Linked DNA regions of Homo sapiens: region 1 is linked to region 2. A link is a loop called in an ENCODE intact Hi-C map of the cell type or tissue named here. Cell type or tissue: Calu3. All regions are shown on one strand.

The links. Hi-C counts contacts between places; a loop is a spot of excess contacts. Peaks named below come from ENCODE experiments on the same cell type or tissue, not always from the same donor. Only the 100,000 strongest peaks of a DNase experiment are listed, where the experiment ranks them.
Region 1: it touches region 2 in a loop (2.2-fold over the local background); 3 of 110 quality-filtered maps call a loop at or near these places.

What each region holds. Positions count from the first base shown.
Region 1 is chr1:66,080,185-66,088,184 of GRCh38, forward strand. All of the region lies in intron 3 of PDE4B (phosphodiesterase 4B), which reads left to right. Among named protein-coding and RNA genes, the nearest start is that of PDE4B-AS1, 33 kb to the left of the region's middle. In Calu3, a CTCF peak has its summit at 4,524; no DNase peak of the experiment used is centred here.
Region 2 is chr1:66,238,054-66,246,053 of GRCh38, forward strand. All of the region lies in intron 3 of PDE4B (phosphodiesterase 4B), which reads left to right. Among named protein-coding and RNA genes, the nearest start is that of PDE4B-AS1, 190 kb to the left of the region's middle. In Calu3, a CTCF peak has its summit at 4,793 (motif pointing left); a DNase peak (open chromatin) is centred at 4,788.

The DNA.
Region 1 (8,000 bases), 160 kb before region 2:
TTTGTGCCATGGCATTTTCCATTCCCAAGTGAGAAAGTTATTCCAGTTCATACAGAAAAAATTGTGTCAAAGTGTTACCAACCAAATTCCACAAATCACCATGACACTACCAATAGAACATGCCTGTAATGTAAGTTGTTGAAAACTGAGCAAATAAGATGCGTTGACAAAACCAGTCAGTCTAAGAATATTGTTATCTTTTTACCAAGTGAAAAGATACTGCTTTATAACTTGAATTGTAGTATTGGGGAAAAAAGGGAAAAGAAGAGACTTCATTACATGAGTAAAATTCAAAACATAATTATTGAAAACATTAGCAAAGGTTTTACTGTTTGGATGTTATTGCAGAAATAGCCTGAGTTTATAATAAAAATGATAGGAAGTCTATAGAAAACAAAGTGGGAAAAGCATGTCTTCGCCAGTGTGTCCCCAGGTGCTGAGGAGCCCCATCTTAGAGGCAACATCAAGGTGTCACCATGTGTTACAGGTACACTCTGGCCTTCTTATCGCTTATTAGAGTGTTGGAGATTTTTATTTTGAAATATTAAATGTATTTTTCTTTTCTTCTTTGTTAACTTTTATTTTAGAATTGTGGGTCCATGTGCAGGATTGTCACAGAGGTATATTGTATAACGCTGAGGTTTGGGGTATGACTGAACCATCATCCTGGTTTTGAGCACAGTACCCAATAGGTAGTTTTTCAGCCCTTGCTCCTATCCCTCTCTCCACAACTAGTAGGCTCCAGTGTCTGCTGTTCCCATCTCTATGTCCATGTGTATCCAATATTTAGCTCCCACTTGTAAGTGAGAACATGTTGTATAAATGAGAAAGAGATCTCCCATCTTCCATTTGGTCCTTAGTCCAGAACTTCTAAAACATTCTTCCATTTTTTGTGGTCTGACTTACTCACGGCTACTGCATCTTTTACAAAGCTTTCTCCATGGTCTTTTGCTCCATGTGAGGAAATTCAATTTTAGTCTCTATTTCTTCCTTTTCCCCCATAAAAATTGCTGTTTAGTCATAAGAGATAAGGCATCTAACATTGGCATCAATTGAGATTAATTCACCTACTGCATATGTCTCTTCTGTTATCAACGTTCTCCATTTCATTCAAAAACTTCAGTGCTAGGTCCTCTTCACTTGAATGTTAAGTCCCACCAGCCTTTGTCTGAGAATCTTACATAGATGATATTCCATGTCCCAAACATTCTGAGGTCTACACTTTCCACATAGAATTTCAACAAAATTCACCTTATAAAAGAAATTTAGTGAAAATAAGTCTCTTTGAAGTAATGTTTAAAAAATCTCATTGAAATATATATTCTAATAACATCTATCTATACTAATTTCTCAAGTAGAATAAAGTGTATATAATAAATAAAGAAAATTCTATGTATGGAATTAGCAATTCAATTCTATATTGTTGATGATTCTAAAGGAAATTTCATGTTTTATCAGGAACCCTGGTAGCAATATGAACTAGTAGAAAGTGTCCAGCCTATAGTAGTAGTACTGGAGAGATTTGGTCAGTGTTGTAACAGTTTGCTCTGCACGACAGGTGGATATATAAAAGCCCATCTTTTCTTTACTATAAAACATTCTACACGGGAGTGAAAAGTAAAACTCTCTCTCTCTCTCTCTCTCTCTCTGTGTGTGTGTGTGTGTGTGTGTGTGTGTGTGTGTAGCTATGAATACTCTGGATTTGCAAAAACACCACTTTGCCCATTAAAATAGCATGTACTCATTTCACAAGTCATCTAGTCTAACATGTCATCAGATTCCTGGAAAGGAAGCTTTTAGTGAAATACTCTTTAGATGGACTAATATATTTTATACAGTCTTATAATACAAAAGGAGAGTTGGAAGGGCATATGCAGAAAGAAGTAAGAAAATAAAATCAGAGGAGCATTAAAACAAAGGAATATGATAGCATTCACTCCCATTCCCCAAATCCCAGCATTGATTAACCTGGTCCTCATTGCATACTTCATCAGGTGCTACTTTGCAGTCTTCTTTTACTATTGACTTTTATGCTTATTTTGCTTTTCACATCTACTGTCCTCTACTGGCTGAGAACAAGGAGCCTCCTTTGTTCTCTCTGGGCTCCTTGCTTATCCACAGTAGGAGAGCATTTTAAACCTAAGTGAATACCTACCTGTGGAATCGATATGAAGATTAAATTCTTATGAAGTACAAGGTATAAAAAAGTTATCTGGTTTCCATTACTTCTGTTTCTCTTTTGACAGGACTTTCTCTTTTTCCAAGGCCCATTCCCATTTCCTTGAGTAAGTGTATAGGCTCTGGCATCAGAAGACATGGGTTTGAATCTTGGCTCTGTCATTTTCTAGTTAAGTATCCTTGGGTAAATTGGCTCAATGTGTTGTGCCTCATTTTGTCAGTTTTAAATGGAGATAGTACTAGTATCTACTGTATAGGAATTTTGATAGGATTGAAATAATATATATATATATATATACAGTGCTTATAAAGCGCTCAGTAGAAAGGCTCAATAAATAAATATTTGTGGTAGTCATTAATAATATATATTTATCCATTTGATTTGTTTTCCAAGAACAAAATTTAATTCATTATTCACTGATGAAATTTGCTTAAAAATATTATGAGTATCATGTAGGTTTGAAATACTATGCTAGGCATCTGTGAACAAGACAGAAATTGTGGTTTTTCTGTATGAGTTCAGAATCTAGTGGGAGATAAAGACAAGCAGGAGGCAATGGGTAGGACAATTACTATGATTAGGCTTGACCTTTGACTCATTCATCCCTCCTCCATAGCCAATCACAAAATCCTCTCCAAAGAAAGAAATATTTTCTTCAAAGTATTTCAAAGTCTCTCCTTTGCAGTCTTCTGCCGCCTCCCTCATCCTGCAGTTTGTTGTTGCTTTGTGCCTATTACCACAACAGCCTTCTAGTTAGTGTCCATGCCTATAGTATTTTCTCCTTCATTCTCTGCCTGCGTGGCCACATTAATCTTCTTTAAACAATGCTTTCATCATGTCACTGCCCTGTTCAGTAACTTTAAATAGCTCGCTTGTGCCTCCTCTGTCAAGTCTGAAGCTATCTGCTAACTTATAAGACCACCCACCATCAGTCCCCAGCCTAACTATATAATCATTTTTTCCACTTCTCCTCACAGTATAGCAGGCATTCTAGTGAGCATGAAAACTGCATGCCAGGGACACTCAATCCTACCTCCAGACTTATCACTATTGTCATAGAAATGACTAACCTTTGAGTGCTTAAGGGGTGCTAGGTATTGTACTCGCTGTTTTCCACAGTTTATCTTTAATTTTTATAAAACCAAGATTCTTCATAGACCTTATTATACTGATTTACAAATGAGGAAAAGTATTCTGAGAGGGTCAGGAATCCAGGATCCAAATCCATGTCTGTTTCATCTCAAATTCCTCCTTCTTTTCACTGTACCTCCTCCATTCCATGCCGCTCATTTGACCCAGAATGTTTTTCTCCTCATTCTATCAATACAAAAACCTTAAATTATCTCCATAACCTAAGTGCTGGTTTAAGTTCTATCTGTTTTGGAAAATCACTAACTCTTTGGAAAATCTGTAACTCTCCCTTCACTAATTTCCTTCATTGTTAAACTCCTGAAATGCTAACCATCAATATCACCTTGTTCCTAACCTTTACACTTGTATCATATGGTATTATTCTGTATGTGCCAGTCTTCTTTCTTCAGCTACATTGTAGGTATATTAAGCATGAACACTCCATGTTATGTCATAATCTCTCAGATGAGTGGCAGTTTTTCTCAGCCTGAAGTGTATACATAATACACGCTTGTTGATAGGATTATTTGTCATCCTCAGCCATTGAGTTATCTTATTTTCTTGGGTCCATGCGGTCAGTACAGAAAGGGTAAGCCTTAATTCAATTTAAAAAATTATACCTCTTACAAGAGAGATAGAAAATATAACAAGAGAGTACATGTTGGGGTGAAAGAAAATAGAAAAATAAAAGTGGGGACAAAGTTGCTGGGAATGTGACTGAAAACATACAATATAATGCTGGAGGTAGGTCCTGTTTCCTATCAGTCAAAGGTGAAAAAACAGGAGCCTTCTCTCTTACAAAATGTATTGTTCAGAAGATAAAACGCAAATCAATCGCTCATAAGCAGTAAATCTATATTTGGTATCAAGACCAGACAGAAATTTCTCCCCATGCGTTCTCATTAAGAGGAAATTGAGTAAAGTCGTGAACACCCTTGCAAACATTATTACAGTATTAACAATAAAGAGCTTCTTAGGAATCTTTCTTATAATGACCCTCAGTCTGGCCAATGACATCATAGCAACAAAGTGAAATACATTAAGAACAATTCCTCAGGTGGGGACCAGAGCAAACTCTGGTTTAGACCCCAAGAAACTCATCCAGTAGAAGGGCTGAGGGATCAACCCTCAAAGTAGGTGCTGTTCCAAATCAATGCTCTAGGGGTCTGGAAGCTCAGGTGTGGAAGTGAGGATCAGATATGGTAGGTCTGGCCTGCTTTTAGTCTTTTTTCAGGTATGTGATAGTATCTTCATTCTACTTGGTGATCTGTCTAGGTTTTAGTAGAAATTTAGACTGTGGCTAGCACTACAGTGGAAGGGATTCTCTCTGCTGGGAACAAGGCAGAGTCCCAAGCATTGGGCTGAAGTTACAGGCATAGTTCTTGTTTTGGTTGGAAACAGAGGTACTGATCAAGAAACCAAAGTGAACAGCCAGTCACATGCATAGAGTTAGGGCAGGGATGGTGGGGGATGTGGGATTAGCTTGATGGACTTAGGGATGTGCTGGTTCACTCAGTTAGGATGCACCAAGTATCACGATTAGTAAGGATGGGGCTGGAAATATACCTATGCCAGGCTCTGTTCTCATTGGCTCAGCAGTGGTCCCCAGTGTGTAGAACGGAATCGCCTGGGGATGCTTGTCAGCATGCACATCCCTGTGCCCTACCCAGGACCTCCTGAGTCAATGTCTTTGCAGGCAGCTGCGGGTTTAACAACCTCCCCAAGTGCTTCTGATGTAGACTAAAATTTGAGAACCATTGAATTAGGGAGTAAGTGGATGAACCTACAGGTTTGAGATATAAGTATCTGTTCTTAGGCTGACTTGAAGCTAACATTGGACACAGAGCAATTTTAGTGGGACTTAGAGGAATAGACACCATCAAATTTTTCATAAAGCATTGAATGATGAAATGGCTTGGAAGAAGTCATTGAGTTAAAAATGGAATTTTTATGACAGAAGTGCAAACAGGAAAATTTAAATGTCCTCTTAATAATGAGAGAAGGTGCACATTTAATGAATGGGGAAGTTTTAATATGAGCTAGCAGCACACCCTGCGTTTACCTTCATGGAAAGCAGCTCTCAGAGCACCTGAGAAGTTTTATTTTGGGAGAAGGGAGATCTAGAGGGCCCACATGCAGCTAGGGAAATAATAACTTGACAGCAGATGAAAACAAAATGATAGGTTGCTGTAGGAAACAGAGTGGCTGGGTACTCTGACTAGAATGTTTCCCTGGTTCTGAATACATTATAACTGCACCAGCACGAAGATCCAGGGCATGCAGTACATATTTCCCTTGGTCTTGACAGGTTATGGGGAATCATGACAAGCTTTGCCTTGTCAAAAAATAGATGTTTTGACTGCAAGTTTGCGCACCTGTCTTTGATGATGAGGAGCTCATCCCACGCTGCTGCTTGTTGTGTTATTGTTTCATTTGTTTGTTGTGATTTAAAATGGAGAAAGAAAAGAATTGGGGAAAACGTTTGAACCAAAGCAATCAGATAACTTCAATAATAAAATGCTACCCAGGCTTTTGTGATAGGAAACCTATGCAATCCCACTGCTAATTCTGTTCTCGCTATAGGGATTCATGGAGCCTATTTTATCAGCTCAGTGGGGTTCAATGTCTCTCCACTCCGATGGGAAAAAAGTGGAATTATCACCAGGGTAATGAAAAACACCCCATCCCATGTTTATAGCATGTTTTATTAAAAGCATGTTGCTTTGGCCTCATATACCAATTGCAATATGTGAGTGTAAGATGCCAGAATAGCTCTCAAGGGAAGCACTTTCCTTCGTGCTAATTTAAAATTCCTCGAAGAGCACGCAGTCAGGTGTGGTGTTAATATTTTGTATCTTTTCTACCTGAGATTTTCATAAAGGAGATGATAGGTGGAGTAGAGTAAAGGGTCAGCTGAGTTTTGGAGCCACCTGGCCAGGGCTGGGAATTTACTATGATTTGCTTTCACAACTATTCTTTACATTTCTGATAGCCCACACTCTCTTATTTTATGTCATAATCATTAGGGAATTTGAATGAGTGTTCCTATTATGATTAAGTAAATAACATTTTACTTATAATTTCTGTTAATAACCACATTTTACTTTGTATAAATTAATTTTCTATTATGCCAGTGGAATTTTCACATTTGACTCTTTGTTTCTGCGAACCTTAACCCAATGTTGATTTTTGCAAACTCCACCATTAGTTCCTTCCAATTAGCATTTCATTCTCCAGCTCATCTTTATCCTAATTCTTTCAAAACTTTAGGGCCCATATTAAGTTCTAGGACAATTAATTCCTACCACAGTGTGTAGTTGAGTAGAGGAGGTAGACTTGTAAAGAAATAACACCAATATAGTGTGACAAAGATAATAATAGAGGTGTTTAAAGAGAGAAGTTTAATTGAGAAGAGTGATATTTCAGTTAGGTCTTAAAGGACTGAGTGGAAATTCACCAGACTTTGAAGAGAAAGGTGCTTATGCCTGGGAGAGAGACCTGCATGTACAAGGGCATGGAGTTATGGAAGAACAGAGTGCTTGGCATGTTCAGAGACTAGTGGATAAGTCTGTACCTGTTCTTTATATTCACGTATTGCAAAAGATAAAGCCAGAAAGGTAGGATCAAAATTGTGAAGTTCCTTATGTTCTATACAGTTGGGCTTGGTCTTTCTCCTATGGGTATTGAAAGGGCAGTCAATGGCAAGTAGGCCAGTATTTTTAAAAGTATCTTACAAAGATTACTCTGGCAGAAGTATGCAAAATGATCTGGAACAGTCCAGACTAGTGGCAGGGAAGTCAGTTAAGAGTTTACGGCAATATCCTTCGCCCACTTTTTGATGGGGTTGTTTGTTTTTTTCTTCTAAATTTGTTTGAGTTCATTGTAGATTCTGGATATTAGCCCTTTGTCAGATGAGTAGGTTGCGAAAATTTTCTCCCATTTTGTAGATTGCCTGTTCACTCTGATGGTAGTTTCTTTTGCTGTGCAGAAGCTCTTTAATTTAATTAGATCCCATTTGTCAACTTTGGCTTTTGTTGCCATTGCTTTTGGTGTTTTAGACATGAAGTCCTTGACCATGCCTATGTCCTGAATGGTAATGCCTAGGTTTTCTTCTAGGGTTTTTATGGTGTCCAACAATGATAGACTGGATTAAGAAAATGTGGCACTTATACACCATGGAATACTATGCAGCTATAAAAAATGATGAGTTCATGTCCTTTGTAGGGACGTGGATGAAATTGGAAGTCATCATTCTCAGTAAACTATCGCAGGAACAAAAAACCAAACACCGCATATTCTCACTCAAAGGTGGGAATTAAACAATGAGAACACATGGACACAGGAAGGGGAACATCACACTCTGGGGACTGTTGTGGGGTGGGGGGAGGGGGGAGGGATAGCATTGGGAGATATACCTAATGCTAGATGACGAGTTAGTGGGTGCAGCACACCAGCATGGCACATGTATACATGTGTAACTAACCTGCACATTGTGCACATGTACCCTAAAACTTAAAGTATAATAATAATAAAAATAAATAATAAAAAAAAGTTTACGGCAATAATTCTGAGACTAGCTGAGGAACCACAGCTTGAGCTGAGGTTGTTGGGTTGGAAGAACATTGCTAAGTAAAGGTTAAATGAACTTGGTGATTGCCTGTGTGAAGCAGAGAAGAGGGGTGGGGAGGAC
Region 2 (8,000 bases):
GTAGATGACTTAAACTAAAGCTTAAAGAATGAGAAGAAGGCAGCCATCCAGAGAGTAGAGGAGAAAACAAACAGAAAGACCAACATTTATTCATTCATTCACTCGACAAATATTTATGTAGCACTTTCTACCAGCCAGGGACTGTTCAAAGCAAAGCAGATATACCAGGAAGGAAAACACACACGTGCAAAATTGCTGAATTGAGAAAGGATTTGGCATGTTCTGGAACAGAAAGGAAGCTTCTGAGGCTGAATCACACTGAGCAGGGCACAGTGTGGTATTGGATGAGGATGGGGGGTGTGGCAAGGGCTAGATTATGTGAAAATTTGTGATCCATGGCAAGGAGTTTGGATTTTATCCTACAGGCAGTGACATGATTTTATTATTGTGTTAAAAGATTGCTCTTGCTATGTGGAGAAGGTTTGGAGGGTGGAGTTGGGCACAGTGGAAGTGGAGAGATCCATGGGGTGGCTATTCCAGTTCAGATGAGAGATTTTAATGCCGTGGTGGAAACAGAGATACACAAAACAGTACAGTTTCTGTATAGAGTGGATAGGACCTGTTGGTCAACTGAAAAGGAGAAAGGAGGTTGGGAAGGGAAGTAAAATCATGGATGATTCTGGTTTGTACAACTGAGTAGATGGTGGTTCCATTTACTACTATGAGGGAGAATGAGTGAGTAGGTGGTTGGGAGCAGGGAATGAAAACTAAGGGGGCGGGGAAGGGTGGGATAAAGATTAAACTAAAGTTTCCTAGCCAAGTCTTGAAGAATTAAATCAATTCAAAAATTTAATTCATTATGTCAGTGGTTACTATGGCCCCATCACTGGAATATACAAACAGAAGCTAAATGACCATTTATCTGCAATATTTTAGATACAGGTTTCAAACATATATCTAGAACTGATTTTCAAATGGTAGGTGAGAACTTACAAAAGAAAGCAGCAATTTCTTGAAGCCATCACTACTTTAGTAAAAACTAGTTTTCCCAGATCAATCTCATTTCCCTAATTGATCTTGAGCTATTGGAAGCTGGCACCATATTTCTTAATAAAAATCTTATTTAATTAATAGATTGTCTTATTGGCAGAGATACTTAACTTATGAATTAAAGTATTTATATTTTACTAATAGAGCATTTAACGATCTCTTATGATAACTTTAAAAAATGGAGAATGTAGCCTGGAAAATATTGAGCGAGTAGAATATTTTGTATACTCAAAGTGCACCCTGGGGCAGAATCAATGCAAAGCCACCCCCCTCCCTGGCCCTTTATAATGTCTACATACAGAAAACATTCCCACACAAAATTAATCTCTTTTAGAGAACTTTTCCTTTCCTTAGAATTACAGTTTTATAAAAAGTGGTAATTACTATTAAATGTTGTAACATCGTTTAGGGGTTTTAGTAGATAAAAGTTTGAAATCGAGTCTGTGAAATTTCAGCCATAATTAGAAAACATAAAGAAAGACATACTTTGTAATTCCTATTATTTCTGAGAAACATTTTTTACCTGGAAAGGGATAGACAGAGCATTTTGTAAGCTTGCTAGAAATAATGCTCCTATATTTATGAAGAGGGAATGTTTACATATGGTCTTGTTCTGCTTGTGCATTAAATAGTATGACATAGGAACAACACAATGGGAAATTACCAAAGAATCACACTAAAATATACTCCTAAGCATTTGAAACAAAACTTTTAAAAAATGATACTTAACAATTTCAGTAGAGAAACTAAGTGTTGATATTCTTTTTTCATTGTTCACCCATTTCTTGATAGTGAAATGTTTACAACCCAAAAAAAGGATCTCAATCAATAAGTAAAATAATTTGCAAAATATATTTATCATCAAAAATTAAAGCTTTCTAACAAAGGAACATTGAGAAGTACTTGTGGCATTTCCATCTCTCACCACATCAATACCAAAGAATGTGAATGATTTTTGCTGTGTGTGGTCATTGGGCCTCTCCTTTGGGCTTAGAGCCCTGTGGAAGGCATTCTAGCCCCTCCCTGCAGGTGGTATTTGGTAGCACATCCCCAGTTCTTCTTTATGGAGCTAACTTTTAGGGGTTGATTAGGGTACAGGGCAAGAGATGACTGAGTATCACCGTATCACCCACAGTCAGTCTTGTTGAAGTTCGTCTGTGCTGTCTGTGGTGGGTATCAAGGGGAGTTTATAAAAATTCCTTGGTCCCAAACCATTCATTTGTTCATTTGTTTATTCATCAGACGTGATAGGCATGGCCCTTAGCACTGGGGTTAAAAATAAGAAAAAGATTCAAACCTAAGTATCATCTGACTCAATTCTTTAAAGTATAGAAATGAGGATAGGAAGGAACTAAAGGACAAGTTTTACCACTACCTGTATCTGATCTTAACTCAAATGACACCGCCTGAGAAAGGTGGATGGTGTTTCCCGGTGAAGTGCAATAGACAACCTACATGGCTGGATAGAGCGGACCTGCTGACTACCCAAACTAAAGAAACATTATTCCCTTTGTCTCTATCACACTACTATGTTTTATTTTCTTCATGGTATTTCTCACTATCTGAAACTATCTTACTTTCCTATTTGTTGTCTATCTTTCCCTCAGGGACCTTGTTCCATACACTGCTGTATTCTCAGGCGGAGAACAGTGCCTTGTTTCATAGTGGGTGCTTGCTAAATATTTGTTGAGTAAATGAATGCTCATCACCATTAACATAAAACCACACTTGATAACCAACATTTTTTCTATCTCCAAAATGTCTGCAAGTTGTCTAATCTTGTACCTCAGGGATCTACCTCACAACTTCATTTCTGTGGGAAAAGACTGAGGTGTGGGGGGCAGGATACAGGGAGCCCCTGTTTCATTTCAGTTAGTTCCCCCACAGAGCTGGAAGTAGAAGCCGGATCCCTAGAATCTCAGAGCTCTTCAGCATTCCTGTGCTACCTCTGGTTGAGCCTTTCTGTGGAGAAAGCAGTTTTGGATTACTGCCATGAATGTAATTTTCAAAGGCCCTGGAAGAAGAGAAAGCAATGGAAGCTGCTTCTAGACTTCAGATGAGCTGAACATCAGAGTTCGTCTTCCTAGTCTGTGGAAGGGAAGTCATAGACTTTGGAACTGAATTCTTATGGCATAACTGTAATATTCTGCTGTAGCTGTGGCCAGAGGAGTTCTGCCTGCCTTCGTCTAGGTCGTGGGCTCTATATTAGGCTGGCTGTGTTTTTCACAGCTTAGTCCTTCATTAGAAATTAGGACTGGCTGCAGCCTGCAGTGACTAATTATAGAAAGATGGGTCATTGTCATTGTGGGTAAAAACACATGTGCCTGTTAAACTTCTCTGTCTATAGGGATCAGATAGTACATTTGAAGTGATAGCCAATATAATCACTTAAGTAAATGGATAAATATTTATTTGTTTTTATTAAAATGATAGACAAGCATTTGAAGACATTCATTTCTTTTTCTTTTTTTTTCTTTTTGTGAGACTGAGTCTCACTCTGTTGCTCAGCTGGGAGTGCAGTGGCGCATCTTGTCTCACTGCAATCTCCGCCTTCCAGATGCAAGTGATTCTCCTGCCTCAGCCTCCCGATACAGTTAGTTTCTGAGTACAACCGAGGAGAATATTTTCCAATAGAAATTTTAAGAAACACAGCATTTTTTCATGACTATGCCTACCCCCACAACACACACACTCTATACAGAAACATACACCTTATTATAGAAACATTTTCTGTAAGCAAAAACTCCTAGGACGGAGTTCCTGGGATACTGAAGGGAGAATGCGGAAAGAAGAACCTAGTGACTCCCTTTAAGAGCTCCACTGAGGTCATCACCTGCCAGAGGTTTTAATCCAAATGAAACTGGCTTTTTGTCAGATGCGAGAAAAAACTATAAGATCTTTGCATTCATTTAACAAATATTTGTTATGTGCCTTTTGGTGTGATACTCAGCTCTAGGCCCTGGGACTACAAAACTAAATGAAGGCTTCATTCCTGCTTCAAGGAGGTCACCATCTGGTGGAGTGAGAGAGATAAGTAAACACAAGAGTATAGTCTAGCATGGCCGGTTCTGGAATCAAGGAGTCTAAGGGGACATCTGAGGGGTCAGGGCACAGATTGTAAGGTGTAATGAAAAGAGGTCACACCTTAGCAGTTTTCAAATGAAGCTTCACATTTTTCAAATGAAGCTTCACATTTTGGATCCTCCATTTTCTCTTCTTTGAAATGAGGCAAAAAGAATTAGCCTGCCAGAGTTGTTATAATTCAATGATATAAAAGAGACTCAGTGAGTAATTTCTAAGAAAGAAAAGCAAAATTGAGACAGCAAGAGCTCTCTCCCAAAAGGCAGTGAACCATTCTGCGGACCTGTGGATTTGAATCTCTTTTGTGGAGTTTGCAGTCTTTCTAGCGGGTTATTTGTTAGAATAAGCCAAAGAGGTTCACCTAGAGAATGACTAAGTTGCGAAAGAAAAATCTCCTCTGGTTCAGAAATGAATTATTCCTAGGATGTTGCTTCATGAGTCTTTGTTACAGAAATTGGAGTTTGTGCAAGTAATTGGGGATCAGGAAACAACCACCCTGGGGACAATTGCAGGCAATTCTGCGACCACCTGGCTTAACTTGAATTCTAGGAAGTAGAGCTTCTCTTAGGTTAATCAAAGGTTTCATGGTACACCTTGTGGCTCTTTTCTTTATCCCTGATTTTTCCTCCCAGGCTTATGAATAAGGCTTCAGTTATGTTTCTCCCTCCAAAATTGCCAGCAGCCCCACCTGCTGGGCTTGGAGGCTGGGGCCTGCAGCCTAAGGACAGTGTGGCAGTCTGCTGCCATCTGCTGGCTCACGTGTCACCAGCTCAGGGCTGGCTTTGCAAGGATTCCCCAGGAATAGAAACCACCAGGAGAATAACTGTGGGCCAGAGAACGTTCCTGCTCATATTGAAAAATGAAGAGATGAGAAGATGGCAGACACAAGCTGGTATAAGAAGGCTTTTCTCCTCCTGCGAGTTTGTGTAAAGATGTGACCATCTCAAACAGCTAAGCCAGTGATATTTCTATGCAGATTTGTTTTGCTCAGGGAGAACATAGCAGTGCTTTCTAAAAAATGTATCTTATTTTATTTAGATCACTGTCTCACAAGGCCGAACAAATAAATTAATGACACATCTCTGTAGATTCATTTAAAGGAAACAGCAGAAACACAAGGCAGTGGGGTCTGAGGTGGGTATAGGGAAGCAGAAAGAGGGGAGGGATTGGAGAAACATTTCGCAGTAAGTTATAGTATATTTTAGTTGGTTCTGTCCACATTTTTTGAAGACCTACTGTTTACAAGGCTCTGACCCAGGTGCCTGGGATACAAGAATGAGTAATACTTAGTAATACTGAGTCCCTTCTGGCTTGGAGATAACAATGTATTGGGGAGCAGTAAATAAATAGAGAATTAAAACAGAATTGCAAGTACTGTGATAAAGTACTATGGTAAAGGAATCTAGGAGAGCACAGAGGAGGAGCATGTGTCAAAATCAAACTGGACTGCAGTGTCAGAGAGCGCATACTCTGGGAGATGGCATGAACTGAATTTTGAAGATACTAGCTCAATGGAGACTGTAATGGGAAAGACATTCCAGTTATGGGAAGCACCACTTCTCATACAGCCCATCACCCACCATCACTGCCTGGAAGAGCTGAGAACACTAGATACAATGCAAGAGAAGGCTGTTAAAACATTAGGTCTCAGATGAGCAATTGATTCAGTCCAGGGATATTGGCAGAGGCAGGGAGAAGAAGGCAGATCCAAGTGAGCAGGCAACATAAATAATCTTGAAGATCAGAGAGCAGGGCTTGGCAGGGTCTTTGGACCCAGGGAAAAGGCCACTTTCAATGCCGTGTATATATGGGCAACCCCTTCCAGGCAGGTATAAGTCACAATCAAATATTCAGAAACTTGTGAGTAACTTCCTGTCTTAATCTATCTGAAACTTCTGTGTGACCTCATTTAAATGTTGAAGTAGCTACAAGCTCAAAGTTATCAACTGCAACATTATTCAGAATTGCAAATATGAAGAGTGAAAGTAGAGAAAATGCTTGAGAAAATTGTGATACAGCAACTGAATGAAGCAGCTCATGGAAAATGCTAATTCTGAAAACTGTAGCACATAACAAATACTTGTGAAAAAAATCAAGATCCAAACCTGCAGGAGAAAAAATATTCAGAAGAGAAAAAAATAAACTGCTAGTAATGATGTTGTTCTTTTCTCTATTGTCTACGTTTTATATAATATTCTTATATTTCTTTTATAATGATTTTTTTAAAATATAAAGCAGCCTAAAGGTGAAATATGTGTCCTGATGAAGGCAGAGGCAAAAATTACCCTAAACAAATAATGGCCCTATTTATGTGTTTGTTTCTGCTACTGTAGATTCCATTTTCTTCCTAATTGTATTTCAGTTTGTGTGGTATATTCATTTTGCTTATTAAGCCTGTCCTCAGCCTTCCCTTTGCCCACACCCCTCCTCACTCCCTGGATCTGTGGGACGTATTGTGATGTCTGCCCGCTAATTTTGCTGTGACTGGGGCTGGTGTCTGGTTGGTGATTCATGTTTGTTCCAAAGTTGTACATCTGTGTTGGTTGCTTTGAAGCAGTGCCCCAGGGAATATGAAAGGCCATTTGTCTCCCTAAGACTGCTTCTTTGCATCAGAGACTTCTTCCCTGGCTTCGTTTAAATTCCAGCAAGCTCTCCTGAGTTTAAGTAGGGTAAGAAGGAAAGAAAACAAAAGCAAACAGGGGCATCATGGAGAGATCATTGGAGTCAGGGTCTAACCCCAGTTTACCTGGCATAAGTGAACTTCTTGGATTCTAATACTAGGGACAGAATGCCTATGACACTCATTTTAAGGGTAATGCTTTGTGGACTTACCCTCTGCCCACTAGGAATGCCTTTAGCAAAAAAGAAGGCAGAATGAGCCTTGGTGGAAACCCTGAATGGAAAGAGTTCTAAGAGCTCGGTGGGCATACCCACTTGGCACCTGCTCTAAGATTTTAGCACAGATACACACAGCAGTGGTATTCATAATATTTAATGACTGGCACTGCATGAGCACTGATGAATTAATGGACACAGGCACAGTGCTTCCAGACACCAATCCTTTAGTTACTGGATCACCAAGAAGTCCAGCTGACCCTGGAGGGCCTGGGGCAGTGGATGGATGCTAACAGTTTTAAAAGTATGTTAGTGTTTTAATATCCAGAAAGGTTGCACAGATACATACCAGATGAATAACAACATAAATACATGAAATTTCTAAACTCATGCCCACCATTAAGTTTTGTGTAATCCCCTCTTCACTTTTTAAGAACCTACCTACTTTGCCCTTAAAAATAGTTCAGAGCCCATGACCTACTGTTTCTAGGGGTTTGGGTGGCACACAAAAAAGCCCTTATCCACAGAGGGGCTTTTTATTTTGCTCAACTACGATAGATCTCACCCAAGGGAAGTTTGCAAGTCGCTTTATTATATTTTTGCTTGCTGCAATGTATGTGGCTAACAACGTAGCTCTGCCTCCAGGCAGGCTGGCAAGCAGGCTGCTAGTATGAGTGATTGTCCACCTGCCTGTCTGCCTGCAGTCTTTGAAAGGCAGCCCCATCCCAGACCATTAGCCTACTGAGAAAATTCATCTACAGTACCTTGAAAGACCAAACATATTGGATTGTTATAGCTTTTCTTTGGCCTTTTACCCAGACATTATCATTTTCTGCTTCTTATCAGACACCTGGAGTTTGTGGGTTGTCTAAAAGCAGCTTCTGTGAATGGTCTCTGGGGAAGCCTTATAACCCTGCCTTCTGTCATTTCTTCTCCTCATGTTTCAAGGAAACCTACAGCTTCAGGGTAATTTGCTGCCTCCCCGTTTTCATTCAAGAGAGCAGCCAAGGTTGCTTATAGTCTAACTGGCTCTTTATGTACCAAATTACTTTTGGTTGAATTCAGAGACTAAAGAGGAATTTCACTCAGTTATC